Linked DNA regions of Homo sapiens: all the other regions are linked to region 1. Evidence: chromatin contacts called from ENCODE Hi-C or POLR2A ChIA-PET data. All regions are on one chromosome and are shown on one strand. The core of a region is the stretch at or near the end of the contact, and the rest is flanking DNA. Distances in the headings are between cores, read along the strand shown. Region 1 overlaps LOC101927902 (a long non-coding RNA gene). Region 2 overlaps SH2B2 (SH2B adaptor protein 2). Region 3 holds the start of HBP1 (HMG-box transcription factor 1).

Region 1 (3,027 bases), core at 226-2,725:
CTATTGTTCCAAAGTTTCCACAGGCCTTGAACGGCCCTTGGGCTTTGCGGTCTGGTGATCAGAGCTGTAAAGGTTTCTAAACAATCAGAGGCCTTTGATATGGTTGCCAACACCCACATTTTCCATTCTGGGAACAATGCCATCAAGGGCCACAGCCTCAGTCCCCCACCTAAGTGAGGAAGTGTCTGCTGGTTGCTGGTAGGAGCAGGTCCTGTGAGGGCAAGGGTCAGAAGGACAGAGGAGTCTTCTTATCCTGGCTGCTCGCCTTTTCCCTCTGGTCACCTCACCCTTTTGCATGTTCAAAATCTATGCTCATCTTATCTAGCCCATTCCTCTTGGCTAAAGCCAGCACACATCCTGTTCCTCTCAATGGGAGAACTATCCGGGCAATTGCATTTAAAGGTTTTCTTGCATTGGTTCGGAATTTGCCCTGGCTCTGCCCTTATTTCCTGATCCCAGTGTAGTTTCTTTATTCAGGTGTGCAAAAGAGTGAGCTATTTTGTTATGGAGGCAGAGAGAAACAACCTCAGGTTCCTCTAATAATGCCTTTAGAACTCTCTTCTGAATAACTGGGGCGTTAAATTCATCGACAAAATCCCTTTGGGAGATACACCATCTGGGGACCCCCTCAAAGGTAGATATCTGGGCTAATTTGACTGCTATTTTGCAGGAATGCAGGTGGGCAAAAGATAGTTTCCACTAGGTCAGAATGTTTTTTCCACTTTCTGTTCTTTGTTATTTTGCTCACTTCCGGTGTGAAAGCACTGAATTTCAGAATTAGATGAAACTTATAGTAAAGGCCTGCCACAAGGTCTTTGTCAACCCCATATCCTGGTGACCAAACTAGATTTCATGACGTCAATCATTTCAAAAACACAGGCTCTTCCAACGGCGTCAGCAAGCAGAAATCCTGTTCACAAACACTGTTCTAAATCAGTCTTTATTTTATTTTATTTTTTTTGAGACAGAGTCTCACTCTGTCGCCCAGGCTGGAGTGCAGTGGCACTATCTTGGCTCACGGCAACCTCCACCTCCCGGGTTCAAGGAGTTCTCCTGCCTCAGCCTCCCGAGTAGCTGGGATCACAGGTGCCTGCCACTACACCCAGCTAATTTTTTGTATTTTTAGTAGAGACGGAGTTTCACCATGTTGCCCAGGCTGGTCTCAAACTCCTGACCTCAGGCGATCCGCCCGCCTCGGCGTCCCAAAGTGTTGGGATTACAGGCATGAGCCACTGCGCCCAGCCAAATCAGTCTCTTAATACTGAGTCTGAATCTCTTGAGATTTTAGCCCCTCAGTGCTGACCTGATGGAGATGTGCCTTTTTTTTTTTTTTCCGGGGAAGTATTCACTTCAACTCCCACAACCCCCGAGGAATGACTAGTGGGTTTCTTTCCCCTCCCCTCGGGTGGCCTTGTGAGGAAGCCAGGAAGTACTGTGAGCGGCAGGGCCTGGGAGAGCCCCTGTGGCCGACAGGAGGAGATCAGCCTTCATCGCACTCTCAGAAACGGAAGTGTGGGCGTGTGTTATGTTGCTGCAGCAACCAAAGGCAACCGAGCAGCAAACCTCAGATGACTGAGCCCAGCCCATTCAACGAGGGGGAGTTTCAGGTGGCCTGTGTTCCCCAGGGACTGGGCCTAGCTCAATCGGGAAAAGTCAGCATCCAAAAGTCCTCAATGACGCAGAGGAAGCCAGGAGAAAACAGTCAATGGCTAGTCATCACTGATTCGTGGTCACAGGCGTTAGAACAGGAAGGATCTGCACAGATCAGCCTCTCCCACCCCTCACTTTCCTGATAAAGGAACTAAAGTCCGGAAAGTACTTGCTCAGAGTCCTACTGCCAGTGGGTGTGAAAGCCAGAACCACCACCCTCATTGCCTTCTGTATACATAGCTTTAACAGTTTGCAAACACTCTTATATGCTTTAATTTCATCTGATCCTGGACTGAGAGCAAATATTTGTATTTCAACCAAAAGGCCAAATGCTCAGTTTCCTCATCTGAGAGGATAATAAGAGTACTTTTCTAATGGAATTCTTTTTTTCTTTTAATTTTTGGTAGAGACAGGGTCTCACTATGTTGCCCAGGATGGTCTTGAACTCCTGGCCTCAAGAGATCCTCCCAACTGCACCTCTCAAGTGCTAGGATTACAGGCATGAGCCATTGCTCCCTGTCCTCTAATGGAATTTTTGTTAGGATTAAATGAGTTAATAGTTTGGAGATTTGAGAGACTATAATAGAGGAAACCTCTCTTCCCTTCCCAAGTTCTGAGTAATTAAGAGCTGGGCAAGGAGAAATAAAAACAAATGGGATTGGCCAGGAGCAGTGGCTCTCTCCTGTAATCCCAGCACTTTAGGAGGCCAAGGCAAGCAGATCACTTGAGGTCAGGAATTCAAGACCAGCCTGGCCAACATGGAGAAACCCTGTCTCTACTGAAAATACAAAAATTATCTGGGTGTGGTAGTACACACCTGTAATCCCAGCTACTCGGAAGGCTGAGGCAGTAGAATCACTTGAACCCAGGAAGTGGAGGTTGCAGTGAGCCGAGATCACCCCACTGCATTCCAGCCTGGGTGACAGAACGAGACTTCATCTCAAAAAAAAAAAAAAAAAAAAAGCAAATGGGATCAAAACATCAACTTTATCACTGATACATTTTATATAGGAGTCCATGGTTTACATTTGTGGGTAAGTGAATGCCAGAATTAGGCAGGGTACCCACGCAGGCTGGGGCATGCCCCCCAGTTGGAAACTGTCCCTGTAAACAGTGGAGCCTGGGAGAGCAGAGCCCAAAGCATGCTCTGGAGGAGGATGGCTGCCAAGAGGACAGAGATGGGCTGAGCTATGCATCTCCAGTTCCTCCCCAGCGTCTCCATTGAGAAGTTGCTCCTCTTCCTGTACCACCCTCTTCACCACCACCACCACCCTCCTGGGCAGGAATGAGTCAAAGAGCAGGGAGACAGGTCAGAAATCTCATGCCAGAGAAGCTTCTTCCACATGGAAGGAAATGTAAGGGATGAGGAAGAATCTT
Region 2 (3,027 bases), core at 143-2,642, 2.6 Mb before region 1:
GTCCTTTTCTGGCCAGGGGGATGCCAGGCTTCTTTCTGGCTGTCACCAACATTGTTGCTCACTGGCATGCACTGACCCTTCCCCTCTTAGGGGCTGGCCATCAGGTCCCTGGCAGTAGTGTCACGTCTTCTCCAAGGTGGCCCCCCTGCTTTGGAAAGTGGGAATAGCTGTAACAATAGTGCCCACCCTCTGAGAGCCCACAGTGTGTCCAGACCCCAGCCTGGTGGGCATCTGCACAGACACACTGTCATCCTCTGGGTACCCCACCCCAGCGAGGTGAGCACATGGTCCCCAGATTACAGAAGAGAGCGCAGACAGATGCTCAGAGAGGGAAGTGTGGCCTGCCCAACGTCACCCAGCTGGCGGGTGCCAGAGCTGGTCTAACATGGCAGGACATGGTGGCGCGCACCTGTAGTCCAAGCTACTTGGGAGGCTGAGGCAGGAGAATCGCTTGAACCCAAGAGGCAGAGGTTGCAGTGAGCCAAGACTGCACCACTGCCCTCTAAGCTAGGCGACAGAGTGAGACCCTATCTCAAAAAACCAAACCAAAACAAAACAAAAAACTGGGGGCCGAGCGCGGTGGCTCATGCCTGTAATCCCAGCACTTTGGGAGGCCGAGGCAGGTGGATCACCTGAGGTCAGGGGTTCGTGACCAGCCTGACCAACATGGAGAAACCCCGTCTCTAATAAAAATACAGGATTACATGCCTGTAATCACAGCTACTTGGGAGGCTGAGGCAGGAGAATCACTTCAACCCAGGAGGCAGAGATTGTGGTAAGCCGAGATCACGCCATTGCACTCCAGCCTGGGCAGCAAGAGCGAAACTCTGTCTCAAAAAAAAAAAAAAATCCGATCTAATGATACCTGCCACCCTGGTGGTCCCAAGAACGAAAGGAACATGGAAGTGGAGGTCCTTGGGCACTGAGAGGTTTAGGCAGGGGGAGGTTTTGCTGGTGCAGCAGCCGACAGCACCCCCAGGGACCACCGGGGACCCCACACCCACCTCCCGCATCAGGGCCCACTCTGTCCCTGGGTGCTCTCTGAGTCACCCGCCGCTTCTTGGCTCTCTCTCCATCTCTCAGTCTGCTGGGGTGCAGGGGTGTGGGCTCCCCAAGGCTCATTGCCCATGAGCCACATGGGCCCTGGAAAAGTGACTTCCCAGGGACACAGCTACTCTCTGAAGAGCTTTTTCCCCAGGTCCCAGCACCCCTACACTTCCCTAGGGCTTTTTTCCTGCCCAGGCCCCTGCCTTTAATTCCCTGGGAGAAATCCTAGACCCCTAAGCCCGACTCCACTCCTTGTCAGAAAGGGAAACCGAGGCCCAGTGACGGGTGGGGTGGGGCTTACCCGGGGTCACCCAGAGGGCAGGGACAGAAGCCCAGGGCTCCAGTGCCTTGGGCCTGAGTGACAGTCACAGCTGCCCTTCTGTAAATAGCAGTGTCTGCTGCCCTCGGAGAAGGGGAAGGAGCAGCTGGTGCCCGCCCCCGCCCCACTCCACCGCTTAGTCCCAGCAGAGCCCACTAATTTTGCTGCTGGCAGAGGGCAGCGTTCCTGCAGGGTCACTGGGCCCTTCCCCTCCTTTGTGTCATGCAAAGGTGGGGGCATTTGTGGGTATTCAGGAGTCATTCCCATGGGAGGGCAGCTCCTACCATGCTAAGAACTTGGTTGAGTTTCCCAAATGTGTCTGGTCCCAGGAGACAGGCTCCCAGGGTGAGTGAGCCCCCTGGGATGCCCTGAATGATACCCCCACTGCCTCTGCACCCACCCACGGTCCAGATCTCTTGCCTCCAAGAGGCCTAGATGCACCCTTGGAGCAGTCAGGAGCTCGGGGCCTGCAGGCTCAGAAGCCATTGCCTGGCACCTTAGATTTCCCTCTCACACAGCCTTTGAGGTGCCAGCCCTGGTGAGTCAGGTCTCTGGCTTCCTGCCTCCTCACCCCTGCAGGAAGAGCCTCCTGAACCCCAGGTCCCCTCATTGCCCTATGCCAGGCCAAGCCCTGGGGACCCAAGGAACAATGAGGCCGGCCCCCCGCCATTAGGGAAACCACTGGGAAACCTGGTATTTTCAAGATGCTTGCAAATCTTACTGGGGTGAGCCCCGGAGGAAAAGCTTGGGCTACCTAAGTGTTCACCAGGTGGCCAGCACCCTGGAACAGCACTTTTGGAGGTTCAAGCTCTGTGGGCAAAGGCCTGGAGTTGTAAACAAGTTGACCATTCAGGCATGTGGGCACAGTGCGTTGTGGCTGGAGCAGGTGGGAGGAAGCTGGACCAGGACTGACGGACCTCAGATTCCAAACTGGGGAACCACAGCATCTCTGGCCAGCAGGATACCTGCTGAAGCTTCCAGTCCAGGCCTCCACTGCAGGCCTCTGTCTGCTCTGTCCCCAGCCCCGCTGGCCGGCACGATGGCCACACACCGGGGTTAGCCAGGCCCCGTTCATGCTTCAAGCCTAGCCCTGCACGCGCTGGACAGGGGCCAGTTCTTCCTGGAATTCCCATCTGCCTGCCCATCAAATGTGTGGCCTTTCCATTTCCTCCTAAGAAAGTTCCTGTCCTGGAGACAGCGCTGCTGGGAATCTCACTCAGGCCAGCCCCAAGGGGGCCTCAGGCTCACGGCAGGGAGCTTTGAGGCAGAGCGAGTGGGGCCAGGCACAGAGTGGCGGTCCCACAGAGCCCTGCCAGCTCACCTTGGATCAACCCTGCCCGCAGCGTTGTTGGGAACACTGGTCCCTTTTACTCACTCCAGGAAACAGTGAGCCCCGTTCTGAGTCGGGGGCTCCAGGCCCTGCTCTGGAAGGTCGGGTCTGTAGTAGGAGACCAGCATTTTTTCTTTAAGCAACCAGGTTTTAAGACCCATCATTTTTTATTTTTTTATTTTATTTTATTTTATTTTATATTTTGAGACAGGGTGTCACTCTGTCGCCCAGGCTGGAGTGCAGTGGTGCAATCTCAGCTCACTGCAACCTCCACCTCCCGGGTTCAAGTGATCCTCGTGCCTCAGCCTCCCAAGTAGCTGGGATTACAGGC
Region 3 (3,027 bases), core at 340-2,839, 2.2 Mb after region 1:
AAGAATTTTAAACTCGATTTCAACATGTGGGGGCTTATTTTGGATTTCTTGATTTGTTACGCGGCTTTCAGGTATATTTAAAAATCCAAGAAATGCAGGAGGTTTTAAAGAAATAACTAGCTGTGTGATTTCTGGCTCTGTCCAAAGGTTTGCTTTTACAGATTTCTTACTAATGTAGGTTTTCCTCATCTTAATTCTAAGCATATATTTAGTGATCTAAAGTTAGAAAATCTAAAGCACAATTTAAATGATTAAACACTAAAGGTTCAAAGGGGGGAAAAAGCTTAATCATGCCTTTGTAATGTGAATGGTAAAGACACCAATTATTGACTAGATGCAGCCGACTGTGAATGGACAGCCATGTTTAAAGAGAAGTTAACTATAAAGCAGGGAAGCGTCTCTGGTGAGTCAGAGAATTCGTAACTTGAGGAACTCCTAGTGGAAATGAAGTGGAAAGACAGTTTCTTTCATCAATGAGAAAACGTCTAGAAGGAAAAGAGGGTTAATAAAACTCACCAGAGAAACTTACTGATAATGATTCACAAATTAAATCAGTTTACGTCATACATTACACCCTTTGTATTACGTTAACCAACGAGCATACTAATCAGTATGGAAAATGCCGCTTTAACTTGCCTCAATTTCGTAATCGCCCGCCCCCGCCCCCGCTTTGTAAATTCTCTAGACTCCAGCTTCTCGCTTGCTCACAGTCCATCCCCCAGCCTCACTCTTCCTGGCACTTAGGTGGCGGCTCAACAAACTTAGGTGAACTGAACAGAGCTGACAAGGCAATCTCAAGTTGCTGTCCTGGGAGTGGTGAGGCAAGGCACAAGAGAAAGGACTTCTAGTTCTTCCCACTGCCAGTGCAGCCCCCAGCATCACTTTCGACCCCTTCGTGCCTGGGGCCGTGATTTGTGGGTGATCAAGTCCCTCGCTAGCCTGCAGTACTTCCGCTGGTGCAGTCATCTCCTTCCCCTCGCACTAAAACAATACCCTGGCCTCCTGCCAAACTCTTGAGCAGCGAGCAACTCTGGCTGTTTATGGCCCGGATTGGGTGCTGCAAGAGGCTTGGGCCGCTCTAAGTGTTAGCAGAGGCCCGGAGGAAAAGAAGAGGCCCAAGCTTTAAAACACTCCCTTCCTCCGCCCCCTCCCTTTTGTCCCAGACACCAAAACAAACGAGCTGATACACGTGTCCCTATGACTCTTGTTTACTATCAAGACTGCGCTGTGCGAGCGCCTCTGGGATACGTAGTCCAGCTCTTCCCCGGCCAGCAGTCTCCCACAGCCAAGGACCAAGGCTTGAGACTACGAACCCACAATCCATTTCGGGGACAAAGTTTGGCTTGGGTCCCCGGACTCTCGGCAATAGTCCAATCCGAAGCACTTACTCTTGTGATTGACATGCCATCTTCTCCAGTAAACACAACACAAAAGTCAATACATGCCCGCCCCCCGAGACGGACCACGGTACCACCCAATGGGAAAGGGGAAGAACCGAATGGCAGTTCTGCAGTCCAATAAGAGGGCGAAAGAGCTGGGCGGGGCTCAACCCCCAGGGGGTTGAGGGGAGGGGGAAGACGAAGCTTGAAAGACTTGGTAATGGCGACGGGTTTGGTAAGTAGGAAAGTTTCGGTTGAGGAGTAAGAGCTGCCGCGGGAGCAGTAACCCGCGCGGGGGAGGCCGACGTCGGTCGGAGAGGGGGTACGAGAGCTGCTGGTGGTGTTGTCGTGGCCGGAGCGGCCCGCGCCTGGGCTGCCGGCACTTCGCGGCAGGTTTGTTGTCTTTCAGTTAGGGAAGAGGTGGGGGTGGGGAAGGGAGGGGCAGGAGCGCGGGGGATTGGGCAGACTGGAGGGCTCGGGTCCTCGTTCCTTCTTCTCGGAGGGTTGCCCTTGGGGTGGGGGCAGTTAACCGTTCGATTGGTGCCCGCGGCGAGCCCACCGGAGCAGCGTCTCCCGCGAGCTCACCTGGGCTTCGGGGCGGCGGCGCTAGGGGGTCTCGGGCGGGGGCCGGGAGGAGGCAGGGGGAGGGCGAAGTTCCGGGCCAGGTCGCGCGGTGGGTGGCCGGGCCGGGTGTGGAGATGGGGCGGGCCAGGGCGGGGGAAGGGGCCGACGCAGCGCCGGGGCTGCCCAGGAAAGTTTGACTTCAACTCCCCGTTTGTGGGCGGAGGGTCGGAGCTTGGCCAGGGGTGGGGGGCTGGCCGGAGGTGGGGGACCCCAGTGAGGCGCCGCCTCCTTCTGGACTGAGGGGGATTCTGGCTGAGCTGAGGAGCTCGCGGAGCCGCTGGGCCCCGGGGCTCATTGTTACGCAGTTCGAATGAATGGGCTCCCAGGCGCCTGCGCGCTGGGGCTGAGCCGAGGGGAAAAACAAGCCCGGAGTCCGGGCTGCGGTCACATGATGGGGGGAAGGGAGGGGAACGCGATGAATGGCGAAAGAGGGTGGGGGATGGACTTGGCGTGAACCGGGAGGCACCGCTCTGTGTGACCCAAAGAGGAGGCTTGGCAGGCGATTCCAGTCTCCGCCTTTCAACCTATGCTGCCACCGCAGGCCGATTGAAACAAAACAAAACAAACCAGGCGAAGTGGACAGCCAGGTTTTTGTAGCTTTAAATGCTGCGTGCTGTCTAGGGTGTTTCACTCTCCGCTGTGCACTCTACACTCGAGTTCATTCTTAGGGAGTTTTCAGCTACAGTCGTTTTTAGAAGGAGCACTGACAGCGAGGTAATACTCAAGTTTTCTGTTTGTTTTGTTTTTGGCTCATGGTGCCACTGATGCCAGGACGAGAGGAGGCTTAGAAAAGGAGTTATACATACTGGGAAGCGATGGAGTCCTACTAACAGCTCGGATGGAGGCTTTAGCTTTATTAATACTTCCCTCTGAATAGCCGTAAGCACTCCTAATAGTGGTTTTGAAATTAAAGGTACTTTTTGAGAATTAGAATAATTTTAACATTGGAAATACTTTTCTGGTCATTTAACAGTGATCTAAATCTGCAATGTATGTCTTGTACTTTTGGTTTTTTTTTGCTATT

Evidence for each region. A loop is a pair of places that touch in the nucleus more often than their neighbours do. ChIA-PET counts read pairs that join two places held with the same protein, here RNA polymerase II (POLR2A). Pooled maps may share reads with other maps.
Region 2: a map with no recorded cell type shows a loop between it and region 1 (35-fold over the local background). The contact joins two enhancer-like sites. A Hi-C loop is called at or near these places in 3 of 37 single-sample maps with no recorded cell type and 3 of 50 pooled maps.
Region 3: a pooled map shows a loop between it and region 1 (28-fold over the local background). The contact joins the promoter of HBP1 here to the enhancer-like site in region 1. A Hi-C loop is called at or near these places in 2 of 37 single-sample maps with no recorded cell type and 17 of 50 pooled maps. POLR2A ChIA-PET finds 5 or more read pairs at or near these places in 1 of 52 experiments (CD4-positive, alpha-beta T cell).

Annotation. Positions count from the first base shown.
Region 1 is chr7:104,943,701-104,946,727 of GRCh38, forward strand. The region is part of intron 1 of LOC101927902 (a long non-coding RNA gene); the gene reads left to right. Among named protein-coding and RNA genes, the nearest start is that of LHFPL3-AS2, 19 kb to the left of the region's middle. RefSeq lists enhancers at 199-258, 899-948, 1,259-1,568, 1,362-1,656, 1,889-1,958. Within about 2 kb of position 1,476, at least 37 of the 41 ENCODE cell types and tissues checked have a DNase peak (open chromatin) inside an H3K27ac peak, as active enhancers do; they include CD4-positive, alpha-beta T cell, where a contact is called at or near this core.
Region 2 is chr7:102,302,384-102,305,410 of GRCh38, forward strand. The region is part of intron 2 of SH2B2 (SH2B adaptor protein 2); the gene reads left to right. Among named protein-coding and RNA genes, the nearest start is that of MIR4285, 11 kb to the left of the region's middle. Within about 2 kb of position 1,393, at least 3 of the 41 ENCODE cell types and tissues checked have a DNase peak (open chromatin) inside an H3K27ac peak, as active enhancers do.
Region 3 is chr7:107,167,414-107,170,440 of GRCh38, forward strand. HBP1 (HMG-box transcription factor 1) reads left to right here and starts at 1,590. Exons shown (of 11, transcript NM_012257.4): 1 at 1,590-1,772. RefSeq lists silencers at 1,118-1,691, 1,710-1,809, 2,070-2,289 and an enhancer at 1,240-1,399.